2 separate regions of the Homo sapiens genome follow, and region 2 is linked to region 1. A link is a contact called in ENCODE Hi-C or POLR2A ChIA-PET data. All regions are on one chromosome and are shown on one strand. The core of a region is the stretch at or near the end of the contact, and the rest is flanking DNA. Distances in the headings are between cores, read along the strand shown. Region 1 overlaps LOC101929710 (a long non-coding RNA gene). Region 2 overlaps LOC101929710 (a long non-coding RNA gene).

Region 1 (5,137 bases), core at 1,935-4,434:
ATTTTTCTAAACATTTTTCCATGTGTCTTTCCCTTTCTGTTCTTATTTTTCAAATTTCCCCTTTTCTCGTTTTAACATTTTATTTCTTTGTCCATTTTCTAAGCAGTTAAAATGAAAATGTTTTCATATGATTGTTGTGGAAAACAAGGGACTGAGAATGTGAAGGACCATTTGGTTCTCAGCTGATGTTCTCAAAGTTAAACTTTCATAGTACCTCACGAGGAGGCTCTACATATGGTCCCAGAGATATGCTTACAATATTTTAAGAAGACATTTATCTCACAACTTTAAGCTTGTTTCACACTTTCTGATCACACCTCCCCTGGTGTACTATGAACAAATATTCTTATGTAAATCCTATAATTTCCCATAAATAACAAAATTAAAATGCATTGTAACTTTTCTGTCAAAGGGGCTAATTTGTTAAATGTAAGTGTATAAGATTATCACACATGGTATAATCCTGCTTGGACATTTCATCATTCGTAACTATACTGAGAGCCTCAGGAAGCCTCTCTGACCTTTGAGAAAAGCTGGCCTCAGATTACAACAAATGTGCAACTCCTGAACATGTCTCATGCCACAGATGTCTGTATCTCACCTTTTACGCTCTAGCAGTTCTTTTTTTTTTCTTTTTGAGATGGAGTCTCGCTCTGTCTCCCAGGCTGCAATCTCAGCTCACTGCAAGCTCCACCTCCCGGGTTCCTGCCATTCTCCTGCCTCAGCCTCTGGAGTAGCTGGGACTATGGCACCCGCCACCACGCCTGGCTAATTTTTTTGTATTTTTAGTAGAGATGAGGTTCCACCGTGTTAGCCAGGATGGTCTCGATCTCCTGACCTCGTGATCCACCCGCCTCGGCCTCCCAAAGTGCTGGGATTACAGGTGTGAGCCACCGCGCCCGGCCTACACTCTACCAGTTCTAAACCGTGTAACGTTCTCTCAACGTGACAAGTGCTCTCGTGCTCCTGCACATGCTCCCTCTGCCTTAAATACCCCTCTCTGCTTTGTCCTATTCCTCCCTCAAGTGTGAGTCAGCACAACTCCGCCTTCTCTGTGTCACTTTGTCTGATTAATCCCCATATTCATTCATCTACAATGTGCCAGGCACTATGCTAGCTGCTGAGTTGGAAACAATGAAAACCCTGCACTTGCCCTCAAGATACATGATGTATTAGCACAGTGGTCAAAACAAGGGACACTGGGAACCTTTTGTGATGAGGGTCAGGAAGAGGTTTGGGGAAGTCTTCCAGGAGGAGGTAATAGCTGAATCAAAATGTGAAAGATAAGTAGGAATTATCCAGGAGAAGAAAGGACAGAGAGAGGGCATTCAAGACAAAACCTGTGATGAAGCAAGGGTAGGACAGGGAATATTCATTGAGAGGTAAATATTCCATTTAAGGGAGTTTTGATTTTATTTTTTTCCTGAACGCAATGGAGAGCCTTTTAAGTAAAAGAATGAGATGGTCATATGTGTGTTTTAGACAGTGTAGATAGAGATCAGATTGGAGAGACCAAGGATGGGGCAGTTAGCAGGCTTATTTGTAAAGGAGAGGACATATATGTATTTAGTATGAGAAGAAGATGAAATTTGAGAACTTGAGAGAGATAAATGAGTTATAATTGACAGGTCTTCGTGACTGATTGGTGTACAAGGGCAAAAGAGAGTCAAGAGGGAACCCCTAAGTTTCTCTCTCTTCTTGCTGGGATGGAAGATGGGGCTTCATTGAGATCAGGAACACAGAAGGAGGAGCAAGAAGTAATCAGTTGAGTTTGAACCTGTTGAATGAGGCCCGTATAAATAGGCCTGTAAAATGTCCAAGTTGAGAGATAAGTGCTCTCTCATCTATGCACCCATTACTCCATCATATTATCCCATGTACCATGCTGGGATTGTCTATCTCCACCTCTGATTTTCCCCAGGAAGGGCTCTCCAAGATAAAAACCTCCCCTTCAGATTGTCTTCAACCAGCCAGTGCTCCCCCATAACAAACAAGGCTCTCCCACTTTTCCTCTTTCTCTCAAAGGCCACCATTAGAGCAGTGCTAACTCACTGAGAAATATCCTGCAAAGACTAGAGCCCATCACCCCTTCTAGAGAAAGCAAAACATGGAACAAAGAAGGAAAGGCTTCTTTTTTTTTCTTCTATTCTATTAGCCCCCTCATTTTCAAAGGCACCATTGTTTCAGGAGAACTGAGTATTTTTTAAAATAAATAAAGAAGTGAATACAATCTTAAGATTCCAACTTATTAACAGAAAACATGTGTAGACCTAAGAATTAAAAATAAATATGTCTTTAAAGATGACCTGGAAGGCTTTTTGTCTGCCAAGAACAGAGTTAAAGACCTCAGAAGGTCTATGTTTTCCCAGAAATACTAGATTACATTGCTAATGATGGGCAAAGGCATTAAATCATGCAGATTCCCCTGCAATTTTATTACTATTTAGGTGAGTTTTATAATGTCCTGAAATAATGGAAGAAATCTTGAGACTGATCTTGGGTTGTGGTTGTGGATATTGAATCTATGGTTTCATCTTTTGGACAAATGTTTCCAGTTCCTACTTTTATGTCCAGATATGTATATTTGAGATGAGTTCTTCTCATGTTTGAATTATATTTTAGTGATCTTGGTTGTGTTGGTATACAAAATATGAATTCATTTTTAGAGCATTTTCCATCAGATATATTTTATGTCAATTGAGTATTTCTAGCGAAGAGTACAGTTCTTCCTTCAATGTTCTTATTTGTTCAAAATTACAGGAAGATTTCTGAAAGTTGTTAAGAATCAACAGGGGAATCACTAGCTGCAAAACGTCTCCAAACGGACCAGAGTGAGTTGCAGAACCAGAAGCAGCTCGGCTTGCTAAGGAGAAATTGATGTTGTCCTCAGCACTCATTGACTTGTCTGGTTTTCACATGACAAATAAACAGATGAATCAGTTCCTCCTTTTTCTAAGAGATTTTACATGCTTAAGGTCAGAAATTAACCAAAGAAAAACCGGTTTTATAAGTATGAGCTGACTAGATGCCACAGTGATTCATTTCAAAGGTGCTGGCTATTTTCAAACTGCTGAGAGACCTTGCCATTCCCTGAACTTGGGAGGCTTGTTCTAGCACATGCACATATTCAGCTTGCTATATGAGCAAAAGTGAGATCATACGGGTTGATCCTGGCAGAGTCTCTGAAAATGCAGTAATTCATGCTGTCAGTTACTATCAGCAGCAATTTGCTTCTGGATTGGTTCCTGTAAGCACTCATGTGAGCATTCTGCACAAAGGACCAGAGTACAATATTCTCTTGGATTTCAGGGACTTAGTGTGGTTTCAACATATAATCAAAAGTGCCACATAGTTCACCACCTCGCATTTTGTTTTAAAGAGACAGAGGCTTAAAACTGGATTCCTTTCTTTTTTTCCCAAAATAGGAAGTTGGTGGTAATTTGGAATGTATCTTTAGAGCAATCTGTTAGCACTTCAGCAAAATCTACTCCGTTGGTAAAGTGCAGAGTAGATTTTTTAATGAGGGATAATTTCACCATCTCTAAAATTAATAATAATAATCATAATAATAAATTTGCTCAATCACAAAACTAAACTTCTTAGATTCAACTCACATGTGTGACCAACTCTTACTTTAGGGCAAATGCATTAAGACATGAAAAGTTATTTGAATTCTTAAGTATTATAATAGCATATACTCCCAGTTTGGTACAATTTCCAAAAAGTTCTATGACAGAGAAATTTAGATGATGCAGTCCTAAGCTTAAAGGCACATTATTAAAGAATCTCTGCAAAACAATGTAATTCCATTGAGCTCCAAATTATTTAAGAAAGCAGTAGCAGCCTCACTACCAATTTACTGCTCTACTAATTTAATTAACACCATTGAGAACTCATGCGATACAGGGTTATGAAAAGGTCCTTATCAGAAGGGGCTCAGGAAGAAAGAAAAGCCAGTCCTTGTGACTGACAAACTTTTAGTTTAGTTTCACTCAGAAAAGTGAAAGTATGCCAAAATCTCAAGTGGCATTGTCAAAAATATACATATTCTTTGGTGTTAACCTGTGACTTCTCAAGTGTTACCAGTTGAAAAATTGCTTCCATATTGCATCAAACTCAAAAATCCTCAAAAACTTGGCATCTTACCTAAGAATTTCTTAGTTTGCTATCTACCTTGCCCCCTAGAATGTAGACAGAATGAAGGTGGGGACTTCTGTCTGTTCACTGATGTATTCCCAGTGCCTAAAACAGTGCATAGCACATAAGGCACTTCATAAAGTTTTGCTGAATTAATGAATAAAAGTTGTCCTTTTCCTCAGCCTAAAATCTTCAGCAAAGCTTATCTGTAATCAGCTCCTGCTCCTTTCTCTAGACTGCCTTCTCTTTTATCACTTTATCTCTTGAACTATACACTTCAGCCAAATGCAAATTATTGGCAGTTCCCCAAATGTACCACATTCTCTCTCTCTCCGAAGGCCTTTGCACATGTTCCTCTGTGTAGAAGACTTTTCTGTCTTGTCCTCCTATTCCCTGGGCCTGGGAAAATTCTCTTTGTCCTTCAGATCACAGTTTAGAAACCTCTTATTTCAGAAAGCCTTACCTAGCCTCCAAAATAGAGCTAGACGAGCCCTTAGCTCCCTGTAATTTCCGCTATGGTAGCACTTACCCACTTGGACTATTATTGCTGCAAGGAAATAACATTACTAGAGGCGGAATGATGTTTGTGAAATTATACATCAGCAGTTGCACTTCAAACAGGACCTCATAAAGGAATTAACTCTGTACTCTTAGTGCTGGAATAGGAATATTTAAGAAAAATAACCAGGATGTATTAGAAAAGCATCACAAAAGTTTGAGCAAACTAACACATATTTAAACATACTGCTCTATCTCACTGAGTGGAAGCATCACTCTAGTCTAACCACTAAAACAAAAACATGCATGGCATCCATGTGAAACACTAACACACATTGTTCCATAGATAGTTGCTTCATGTCATTCAGGTCACAGCAACAACGTCACGCTTTTAGAAAGGACATCACTGACCAACGTTGTGTAAAGTTACCCCAATTAATTTATAGCCCATTGCCCTGTTTACCATCTAAATTACATGTCTATCTCTTTGAGATGCTCTCAA
Region 2 (5,311 bases), core at 492-2,991, 100 kb before region 1:
ACTCAAGTGGAGCCTATAAGAGCGTTGCCAGGAGTTTTTTACAGGACCTGAGAAGATGCTCTCTCCATGGAGTTGATAAAGCTAATAGAATTTCTACTAGCAGAAGATGTTAATTGTTCTCCAATATCTGTTCCCTCTTTTTTTCACAATAATAAAGTTTCAGCTAGGCAAATGGTCTTACACAATACGTAGAATAAAAGCCTACATTTTCCAGCCTTCCTTGGAAAATGTAGCTACATATGGCCACATCAATGCCATGTAAGTGAAAATGTCATGTGAGAGCTTTCAGATACCTTTTTTAAGAAACAGTTGCTTTGTACCCTTCATCATTACTTCTCTCCTCGCGCATCTGCTGCTTGGGACATGGACATCATGGCCGGAGCTCCATTGTGAACCAGGGATGGCAAGGCAGAAAACTGTAATGATAAGCAGCTGAAGTCTTCTGGGGGACATAATTGTCTTACTTGCCGTGAATTGCTTACAACTAGACCCTTATGTGAGAGAGAAATAAACTATCTTGTTTAAGCCACTTAGCATTTTTCCTGTTACTTGCAGCTGTAATTAACTGCTGATTAATCTTGGTTAATTCATTGCCTTCATCAACTGTTCACCACACACAGAGACACTGCCTGAGCATGAAGACAACTCAGAGAAAGGCAGAGCAAAAACAAAAAGAATTCTGTTAATATAATTTGAGTCACCGGATCTAGTCACGCCTAAAGTCATGCTACCTTTTGAGTTTTTCAGTTAAATAAGCCAGCCTATTTACTTGTTGCTTAGGATGTTAAAACTTGAGTTTCTGTCATTTGCAACAACAACAATAAAAGTCCAGATGAATCAGCAACCATGAGGAAGTATTGCTCTCAATAATGCATATGACATTATTTTGACCAATTATGGGCTCTAGAATTGGGAGTCAGAATCAATGTATCTTGATATCTCCAGATTCTCAAGAGACAGAGAGGTCTAAACTGACATCTGGATTACATTATCATCCACATTATTCCTTTGCCATGGGCATATTGTTTCTATTATTTTAAACACCACATGGAGCTCCACAGGCTTGCAAGACATTTCCCTGGAAATTAATAATTCAGGAAGATTCACCTGGCTTCAAAGTACAGGAGGGACTGAAAGGATTTTGAAGGGTGGAATGGAATCGCAGAGACCAGTTAGGAGTAGGAATTGAGGTAACAGGGGCTTAGTGTTAGTGTGAATACATACAAAAGGACAACAGTTAAGAAAAAAAAAAAAATCTTACCTCTACCTTTAACACATGTTCTGTTCTACTGGTATTTTATATTAGTAAAGTGGTTCATAGTTCATGAAGTATTTTCACATACATTATCTCATTTGATACTTAAATAAGCAAAGTGAGTAACTAGTGTTACCATTTTACAGAAGTGGAAACTGAGGCTTAGTGTGGGTATGGGTCTTACCCAAAGTCATGTTGGTGTCAGAGCAGGGGCCAAAACCCAGATTTTCTGATTAGCAGTTGAATCTGGATGCATTGGCTCTCTCCGTACAGAGACTTACCTATAAGCAAAATTTTCTTTTCAAGCAACTTCATTCAGTTTTGTTTGTGAATTCTACTTCATTGTTAGTCATTTCATTGTTCTCTTCTTACTCATTACCTGTCCTGAGAAGTGATGTAGGCTGAGAGACAAAACTTTATCCTAATATGAATCATCTTTATAATGCAATATTGGAACCAAGGAGTGTGTGTGTGGGGACTGGGGGAGTGGAATTAGGAACTACCAAACAGCAACAAAAACCACAACGTTGAGTACCAGAGAATGAATTTACGGTAATTTAAAAAATCTTTTTCTCTGCTTAGTGCCTCCAATACGAGATCACCTCTTGTTCATTATGGCACCAGTAGGCCTGATTATTTTAATAATTTACCATTTCAAGGAGCCATGGAGACAGAAAGGAAATTGCTTTTAGACAATGTGTTATTCAAGCAAACGGAAATGGTTTCTGAACCACAGAAAACAAATAAACATGCCTCTACCTGGAACTTCATTAGTGTTTGCCTGTTGTCTGGCGCTAAAGGATGTGCTTTAAAAAAATGGTGCAGTGTGTGCTTGGAGATTCTGAATGTTAGTGGGGCTATCTGAACTCTAAAAGAAGAGGATGTTGACTGTGTCTAGGACCACTGAACTTGGATGAACTCCTACAGGCTGGGTGTGAAACCACATGCTAAATGTCTTCCCATACAGCAAAATAAGATGCCAAATCCTTAATGGTCAGCTCAGTTTTTATAACTTCTCAAGAAGCATATTTTATTATTACTCAAAATATAATGCAAGTATACCATGTATAGCTGTGGTATAAGAACATTAATCAGAACATTGATACATGGTGCTCTAGTGACACTGTAAAGCCTTCTAGAAGAATTACCCATCTTCTGTTCTTATCATGTCTATTAATGTGCCTTTCATCCTTTGCTTGTGAATTAAAAAATACGTTGTTTGGAATTCTGTGGGATCCTGCTGAATTCCTTAGGACCATGGTCAAACATAGCTAAATGGTTATCCTTTTCCATAATATTATTCTTGGGCATGGAAAGGAGTATCTTTTTAATAAAGGAAAATTGGCAGGGGGATTCCTTGCAGTGCAGGCCTGGTTTGGCACAAAAAGTGAGGTGTTAGAGATGCAAACATCTCATCTTCAGATCCGCAGCTGGCAAAAACACAAGGGGACACATTTCCCTGGCAAGACTGGGCCATCTGCAGCACCACAGTGGGCCTCAAGTCTCTGGACTGACCTTCGATCAAATGGTAGAAATCCAGAGTAAAGCAATGTGACCTGGCAAACAGAGGCTCCTGGAGCAGAGTGTGTGATTTCTTCCATTCCTGCAGAGATCCTCATTTGGCTGGAAGTCCACCCGAGAGACCAAGTGTTTCCAGATATTTGGCAGAAAAAGAAATACTCTCTTTTCAGCTTTCTCTAATTCAAAGAAATAGAATGCTGACAAGAAAATATGAGTATCATCCATCCTTCTGATATAGCATTAATAGCTGTACAGATTTTAATGTTTATACATAATGGTGCTAACAGTGGCTGCTTATATGGTCATTATAAGACTACAACATTTTTTAAGCTATAGGATATGATGAGAGATAGTAGATGAAATATGTGGATGCATGTATTTATGCATATGTATATATACATGCATGTAACTGCATGTGTGTGGCATGATACATGATGAAATATGAATGCATGTGCATACATGCACAGTGTATGTGTATATGCATGTGTGTGTGTATACACAAGTGGTATATTGAGCATGCAGGACTCAAGAGGTGTAATCACAAAAAGCCATTTTGCTTTTGTTTTCTATCTTCTGCTGTCTTTCGTAGGCAGGGGACATCTTCCTCTTCCCCTGGATGGAAATAAGCAATCCCATGCTTTTTCTAAGCATACCTAGGATATACAAAATCCTATGATCACTTTAAGTTGTAAAATATAATCCTTAATTCAGATACTAGAAATTCCAGCTGCATGTATGAACCAGTGTGGCAGAAGCTACCATGTTCTCCACCCCATTCCCCATTCCATTTACCAGGCAGGTACACCCATCTCTCAGTTGCTGTGAAGATTACCTAGGCATGGTTTCCGGAGTGTTCTCTCAGAACTGCCATTAGCTGGCAGGTACCATCCTGCCTGGTAAATCTTGACCCCCTCACCACACACACACATCAAAGACTGATTACAAAGGGACAAAAGGCCAGCCTGTGGTTCTAGGAGGAACAGTCTGCTGTGCAACTTACATACAAACCACTCCCCCACAGATGAGGGAAGGCTAGATGTCTCCTGAAATCACATACTTGCTTGGCTTCTTCTTCTTCATCCCTAACCTTACTGACTTTTTCTGAAGAGCATTCCTTAAAATTTTGTTCTCCCCTAAATCCCACTCTCAGACTCTGCTTCTAGAAAACCCAATCTAAGACAAAACAAAATTGAAAAAAAAAAACTCTATTTTAATTCAAAATTAAGACTCCCCACCCTCCAGTTAAGGTACAGCTGTAAGCAGGAAGGTCACCAGCCTTCAGAGAAGGGGGATGGTTAATTTCTTATTACATTACCTGCCCACCACCACCACACTCATGGCCTGCTGGCTGCTATTATCAAATCATTTTCCTGTATCAATTGAAATGAACATACAATTTTTTTAAATGTTTAAGACTATAAATACATTGAAATTCATTGAGATTTTCTAATGTTGACCATTCATATACTTCTGGTGGGAAAAAAAAAAACCTTACTTAATGATGATGTTTTGTATATTTTGAGACTATATTTTTAGCACACACTCACATCCCTTTAGTTTCTACTCCTCTCTTCTCCACACTGATATTATCTAGAATTTTACTTCTGGATTCTTAACAGCTTCTCCGATCCCCACCCACCCACTACCTTTGGTTTTTAAAATTTTTTTAGACAAACTTGAGAATATTTATTTAGTCATCCTTATTTGCCATGTTTAATAGAAAAAATAAGCAATGAAATAATATAATCAGCTAATTTGCAGAAGATGAGATCTCAGTGACCAATAAGCATATAAAAGATAGGCAAACTGACTAGTGATCAAATTAAAACAAGTAGAAGTCATCACACACTAATGAAATCACAGGAAAAAAAAACCAATATAAAAGCTGAGGACACCAATGGCTGGAAAGAAAGTGGGGAAATGGAATTTAGACATTGCTTGTGGAAGAACAAATTAGTACAACTACTTTGGAGAGTTAATATGGCACTCCCCAGAAAAACTGAAAAATGTGCATAGCACATTAATTATACTTCTAGACATGTCCTTCAGGCCTAGAAAAAAATTTGTCCCTGTGGCCAAGAAGAACTACAAAGACGATTTTTACTGCACTGTTTTGAAACAGGGGAAAATGGAAAATAACCTAAATGTTCATAAGAAAGGAATGGATGAATAAATGGTAGTTTATTTATACAATGGAATACTACGCAGCTGTTGAAATGAATGAATTAGATCTTCATGGATAAATCTCAGAAGCATACTACTGAAGAGACAGGACCAATCTAAAGTTGCAAAATGGTACATATGATTCCATCTATGTAAACTTTCAAAGCACAAAATAATATATATGCTCATGAACATACATACATAGAACAAAAGCATGAAAACCTTCATAAAAATGCTATCAGCAAATTCAGAAGAGTGGTGATTCCCAAGGATGGGCATGAGGGATGGGAAACAGATGGGAAAAGGATAATATTAGATGCATTCATAATACTTCCTTACAATTACCCAAACAAAAATGATCTGAAGCAAATA

The links. A loop is a pair of places that touch in the nucleus more often than their neighbours do. ChIA-PET counts read pairs that join two places held with the same protein, here RNA polymerase II (POLR2A). Pooled maps may share reads with other maps.
Region 2: a map with no recorded cell type shows a loop between it and region 1 (5-fold over the local background). The contact joins two enhancer-like sites. A Hi-C loop is called at or near these places in 1 of 168 maps with a recorded cell type or tissue (IMR-90), 4 of 37 single-sample maps with no recorded cell type and 3 of 50 pooled maps. POLR2A ChIA-PET finds 5 or more read pairs at or near these places in 2 of 52 experiments (AG04450 and HepG2).

The regions. Positions count from the first base shown.
Region 1 is chr5:96,175,523-96,180,659 of GRCh38, reverse strand. The region is part of intron 1 of LOC101929710 (a long non-coding RNA gene); the gene reads right to left. It also overlaps a transcript of CAST not described here. Among named protein-coding and RNA genes, the nearest start is that of MIR583, 99 kb to the right of the region's middle. Within about 2 kb of position 3,184, at least 3 of the 41 ENCODE cell types and tissues checked have a DNase peak (open chromatin) inside an H3K27ac peak, as active enhancers do.
Region 2 is chr5:96,276,706-96,282,016 of GRCh38, reverse strand. All of the region lies in intron 1 of LOC101929710 (a long non-coding RNA gene), which reads right to left. It also overlaps a transcript of CAST not described here. Among named protein-coding and RNA genes, the nearest start is that of PCSK1, 150 kb to the left of the region's middle. RefSeq lists an enhancer at 1,669-1,718. Within about 2 kb of position 1,741, at least 2 of the 41 ENCODE cell types and tissues checked have a DNase peak (open chromatin) inside an H3K27ac peak, as active enhancers do.